2 separate regions of the Homo sapiens genome follow, and region 1 is linked to region 2. Evidence: chromatin contacts called from ENCODE Hi-C data. All regions are on one chromosome and are shown on one strand. Each heading gives the region's core, a stretch centred on a gene start or an enhancer-like site at or near the end of the contact. The rest is flanking DNA. Distances are from core to core; before and after follow the strand shown.

Evidence for each region. A loop is a pair of places that touch in the nucleus more often than their neighbours do. Pooled maps may share reads with other maps.
Region 1: a loop to region 2 is called in a map of CD8-positive, alpha-beta T cell, with 11 times the contacts of the local background. The contact joins the promoter of TM2D3 here to the promoter of LRRC28 in region 2. A Hi-C loop is called at or near these places in 2 of 168 maps with a recorded cell type or tissue (both CD8-positive, alpha-beta T cell), 2 of 37 single-sample maps with no recorded cell type and 9 of 50 pooled maps.

The regions. Positions count from the first base shown.
Region 1 is chr15:101,650,839-101,653,633 of GRCh38, forward strand. It overlaps TM2D3 (TM2 domain containing 3), which reads right to left and starts at 1,543. Exons shown (of 6, transcript NM_078474.3): 1 at 1,433-1,543; 2 at 858-935. The coding sequence starts at 1,523. It overlaps TARS3 (threonyl-tRNA synthetase 3), which reads right to left. Exons shown (of 19, transcript NM_152334.3): 19 at 2,758-2,795. RefSeq lists silencers at 1,131-1,690, 1,931-2,120 and enhancers at 1,781-1,840, 1,947-2,795.
Region 2 is chr15:99,250,017-99,253,104 of GRCh38, forward strand. LRRC28 (leucine rich repeat containing 28) reads left to right here and starts at 1,465. Exons shown (of 10, transcript NM_144598.5): 1 at 1,465-1,525. It also overlaps a transcript of TTC23 not described here. RefSeq lists an enhancer at 940-989 and a silencer at 1,240-1,779.

The sequences.
Region 1 (2,795 bases), core at 293-2,792, 2.4 Mb after region 2:
CAAGTATTCCTGAAAAGAAGGGCTTTCAAAAGCCTGCAAGAGTTAAGAACTCTTGTGCTTTCTCTAAAAAGTAATCTGAGTTTAAAATTCAAGTGCACTGCTGTTTTTTACATCCAAATAAGAATCAGTAAAATATCTCTGCCAGTTTCAATTCACTGAAGTAATGTCACTTTAAAGTGATGAAATTATAGTCAGAGCCTCCACCTAGCAAAACACACTAATGCTTGTTTAAAACTGGTCCTACTTTACTCACTGTATTAAGGAACAATTCTACAAAATACTCTTTTTGATCCCGTGACTATGTGGCTGGAAGGTGGACACTTAGAATCACAAAGCAGAAATGACTTTAGGTCGTCAGACCAACCCCACCGCTTTAAAGATGAGGACCAAGGTCCAAAGAGGATAAATAATTTGTTCAAGATCCCAGTAGCAAAACCAGATCTAGATTTCAAGTCTCCATCAGTCCCGCTGTAATCCTTCCATTTCCACAGTCCTGAGGGAGCCTTTAATATTCCAACATCAGGAACAGGGTTTTAGCAGTAGAGGAAATTTGCTGAAGGGAAAGAAGCACGGACTGAAGGTTATTTTGATGGATGAAGTGGAAAAATAATAGAAATAAGGTGACAAATGAGCGTGGGATTGGAAAAAGAGAGGAGGCAGAAACGTCAAAAGGTATAAATACGAAGACTATCTACTGAAAATGGCTGTGTATCTACCCTTAATTCACATAATCTAAAATACAATAAATATTCAAAAATGGAAAGTGACTTCGTATACTAAAGGGAATTTTTATAAAAACAAAGAGAAACTACTAGAGATAACTACATGTATTTACTAGAATAGAAAACGTCTAGTACCTGCTGCCCTGGGAACTACTGTGAATGTGCGTGTTGGGCCCGGATCCTTTATTGACTGAGCCAGCGCCTGCGATTGCTCTAAATTTAAGGATCGTACAATTAGAGAAACACGTTATCCCGGGACAAGAAAACCTTATTTTGTGTGGTTAACACGGCGGGTCTACACCAGGCCAATAAGCTGCTCATGAAAACCTCACGGCTGGTCAGCCAGAAAACACAAAGCTTAGGGACGAAACGTCAACAGAGTAGACATCAGTTCAGGTCAGCCGGCAACGAGGGACCGAAGGATGACATCGCGCTCCAGTTCCGCCTCCCCGGCCCAGCCCCCAAGCGCTCCATCTCCGTGCCAGGGCTCCGCAGCCGCGATGGCGGGCTCGGTGTCGCCGGAGCGGAGGGGCGGCCTCGGGCCGGGCGGCCAGGGCGCCAGACTCCAGATGCAGCGACAAGCGGCCCGGAGCCCGGCACTCGGCCTCCTCCCCGCGTCAGCGTCCGCCCGTGGGCCCGGCCTCCTCGCAGCTCCCGGGGCCCTGCTGCCACTCAGCCCCACCCGGCGCTGAACCCAGCCTTTGACTCACCACCGCCCGACAGAATGCAGAACTGCGAGAGGAAGAGCAGCACGCGACACAAGGCGCGGAGGCCCCTCAGCGGGAGCACCCCTCCCGCCATCTTGCCAGCGCCTGCGCACTTCCGGGCCGGGGGGCGGGGCGCGCCTGGGAGCCGGAGCGTGAACTGGACGCAGGCGCGCTGCGACTCCTGGCGGCCGGCGTTTGCGCTTTCGCTGTCCTCGCGCGGGTCGCGGGTTTTCTTCCGGTTGAGCCTTCTGGGAGGTCCCCGAGGAGGATGCGAGCCTGGGAGGTTGTTCCATTTCCACGCGCCCCTCACGCCCTTGGACGAGGCCCTCACCCCTGGTTCCACTGCAGGAGACCTGTTAAAGGTCATCCGTGGACCGAAATGCGCGCCCGAAGCAACCAAGAGCAGAGGCGGGCGAACGCGGGAGGCTGGCCGCCCCAGTGTGTGGTCGGATGTTGTGTGCTGGATCTCGTGCGAAGGTTCCGAGGACACTATCGCGTGGCGTTTCATCCTAAAGACACTTATTTACAGTCGGGGAAGCGGCCCCGGGACGACGAGGGCCCGAGGGACCCCTCCCCTGGGGCCGGCGCTCAGGCCTGCCGCGGCTTTCACTTCTGGCCGGCCTCTTGAAGATACGCAGCACTTCCAGAAAGTTCCTCTCAGGCCTGGAGAAGCAGGATGGCCCGAGGCGCTGGGAAGTGAGGGGAGGGTCCAGAGCCCAGCCCTGCCTGGGGAAGGTCGCGGCCGTCTGGGGAGCCGCGCTCAGGCCCCAGCTTGCGGAGACCCTTGCCGGTTTCTGTCACAGCACACCTGGGAGAAAGCGCTGGTGACAGGTGCTCTCCTCCCACCCACGTGCTTCGGGATCGTTCATTCCGCGGTCTTCTGACTACCACCCCCTCACGTGCATGTTTGCTGAATGACTTTTTAAAAAATACATGGAAAAGTGCCGGCACATAAGCCCTGAATGTTAGCTTTAAAAATCGTATCACGGCCGGGGGCGGTGAATCACGTCTGTAATCCCAGCACTTTGGGAGGCCCAGGCGGGCGGATCACGAGGTTAGGAAATCGAAACCATCCTGGCTAACAACACGGTGAAACCCTGTCTCTACTAAAAATACAAAAAAATTAGCCAGGCGTGGAGGCACGCGCCTGTGGTCCCAGCTACTGGGGAAGCTGAGGCAGGAGAATCGCCTAAACCCGGGAAGCGGAGGTTGTAGTGAGCCGAGATCGCGCCACTGCACTCCAGCCTGGGTGACAGAGCGAGACTCCGTCTCAAAAAATAAATAATAAAAATCATATCACACAATCTGCACCTTATACTACTACACAAGCCTGATATATATTGTTTTGTTTGCCAACTGTTTCACT
Region 2 (3,088 bases), core at 215-2,714:
CTAAGAGGCTAACATTGTTTTCAAAAAACTGTTCTACTGTTAATCTTTTTTCTTTTTTGGGGGGTGTAACTCTTCATATATTAGCAGCAAGTCTTATTATTTGGGCTGACCATTAAACACCGTATCTTTGTTTTTACACAAAATGTGGATTTCCTCATTTTAAGACCAGCAAAAAATTTCTGAGTGCCACGAATTCTTAGGTATTCCGAAACTATCTTAGAAATACATGACATATACCAACCATGCTGTATACCTGAATAGCTCTTGAAGACCAGATTTAATAGATAACTGATAATTTTTATTATAACTCATACCTTGTTTTAAAACCAATGTTTTTTATTTAATATAACTCTGCTTTCTAGGTTATTCGTCTCTATGAATAATTAAGTCAGCAACTGTAAAAACTACTTCATTATAAAGTTAAAGTTCCTTGACAAGGAGCCTCGCAAACTCATAGACAGGCTTTCCACAGAACAAAAAATATCAGCGGTTGTAGTAGAGGATTATACTTTAAAATCTTCATTTCAGAAGGAAATTTGTCATATTAATGAGACACTTTAAAAAGTGTCTTTTAAAAATGTTTCCGAACTATGCTTCCAAGTATTTTTAACAGCATAAAGCCCTCTTTCATGCTATTTCGCTGACATAATAATTTTCGTCTTGAAGAAATACATATTGACGGCCTACTCAGTCAGGCTAGGAAGTGTCATTGTATTTAACTCTCTAAATTGTTCCTGACCTTTTTAGCAATCTTTACTCAAAATAAACCTTGGGTGTTTGAAGGGCAGAGACTAGGTTACGTCCTCCTCATCTTTGTTATCTACCAGTTCGTAGTGACCCCTTAAATCCGGTGCTTAGACTCACTACTTGCTAAATAACGTTGGCTTCGTTACATAAACCCACTGGCCTGTTTTTCAACGGTCAGACTGGCGCTGTTAGTCCCTGTGTCATGGGATTGCTGTCAAGGGTTCAACGAGATAATCTATAAACAGCTCTTAGAACGAACGCTCAACGTGGGATCATTGTTGTAATCCCTCAACGTGTGCTCTGAATGAGAAGCCGAGTGACTGAATGAATGTATGAATGAAGGAACAGGTCAGTAACTGGCGGTTCCCGAAGTTGGAGCCGACTAAATTACCCCTTCAAGACGCTAAGCAAAAGCCACTCCGTCGACATCAAACCCCACGCCGGAGCCGGAAGCAAGAGTAGAGCCGCGGGCGGGGCCAGCATAGAGGAAGTAGCGCTCTCGGCCAATACACAGATCGCTTGGCAAACGAGCATTTTCCCGCGCCTATCGTGAAAGCGCGAGAACACAGGGGATTATCGCGAGGTTCCGTGCTCCTCTCCCGCTCCCTCTTCCCCAGCTCCCTCTGGCGCGGGTTCCGCTCCACCCCCGGAGCCCCGCCCCCGACGCCCGGCGCTCCGCCCCGCCCTCGCCTGGCTCCCTGCCCCGCCCCGCCCGCCGTCCCCCGCTTGGCTTCCAGCGCCGCTTGCGCTCCGGAGCGCTGGCTCTGCTGGCGCTGAGGTGAGTAGAGCTGTCCGCCTCGTCGGGTGATTCAAGTGGCGAGGCTCTCTGACCCGGCCCCCCGGCGGGGACGCCCCAGACGTGGTCCTGCCAAAGCGTCCGGGTCGCGGCGAGTGGGACAGCGGAGCCGTCCGGGCCTCGGGTGGCCACAGCTGCCGGGTCCTCCTCCCACTCTGCGGCCCGCGGCCCCTGGGACCCGAGAACCCTGATACCGGGTCCGTGAAATCCCTGCTGCTGGGCTCGCTGCTTCCCAACTGTAACGATCTCAGTGGCTGGCTAACTCGGGCGAAACGGCGTGTGTTTTGCCTAAGACTCTGCCAGTGTTTGTTACCACAGCTGAGAAAATAGCCTTTTACAAATGCTTTTAATATGTAGCTTATAGTTCTCTAATCTCCAGCGTTAGGAAATTGGAATGCGTATTCTACTAAATTGAGTACGGGGAGGTCAGTATAAGGGACTCCTTCCTTTCAAAATACTCCTTAATATGTGTGGAATTTTGTTGAGAGGTTTTTGATTTTTTTGTTTTGTTTTTAATAATAAGATAGATTGGTGTTCACCTGTCAGAAAGCTCGTGTGTAAGTGCAGCTGTATACAGCTGATATTAAGTAATACTATTTGCCTTAACTACATAAGAGGTAGTATAACTATACAAGAGGTAGTTTGCTTAACTAGGTAAGATGTAGTCAAGTGAAATGGGGTAAGAAAATTACCTTGTTAAAGGCTGTGTATGGCCCGTGAATGCATACTGCAAAACTGTGAGCATTGTTGATGCTTTATTGCTATTATTGGCAGTTTTAGGATTTCATTTGTTTAGATTTTATCTCCCAAACAGCCTTTGTAGCAATTTTAACAGAGTGTAATGGTGTTTTTGAGGCAGCCAATCCCAGCCAGAACATTCAGAAGGAAAGCCGTCAGGTTACAGGGACTGTCTTATTGAATCTTCCTTCAGTGAGTGTGGTTTTGCATTATAGGGCGGCGGTGCACACGCTTTGTAGTCAGTCCACCTGCGATGGAACTATGGCATGTTACCCTCTGAGAAACTCAGTTTCCTCCTCTACAAAACGGGCTACATAATGTCTATTGCAGTGCATGGTTGTAAAGATTAGACATCCTTGTGGCATGTAGCAAGCTTATAGGCTCTATCCGTGGTCTTGACATAGTTGGATGAAAAATCAACCTTGCAATGTTCTTCCACATGTCATCAGATATTAGAAGGCCTACTTTAAAATTTTAAGTCCCTGGATACATGTGCAGAATATGCCGGTTTGTTACATAGGTAAACGTGTGCCATGGTGATTTGCTGCACCTGTCAACCCATCACCTAGGTTTTAGGAAGGGTTACTTTTAGTTACTGTGCTAGATGCAGGTATGCAAGCGTGAAGAAAACAACGCAGTCCCTGCCCTCAGGATTTCTAAATAAGTTTCGGAAGGGTTTATTTACAGGCTTTTTGGCTTTATTGACAATAGACAGATGCAACGATAAATATTTAAGTGACAAATTGTGAGGAGTCCTACGAAGAAAAAACAAACAGCCAAGTTCCTCTGAAAGAACACCAGGGGAAT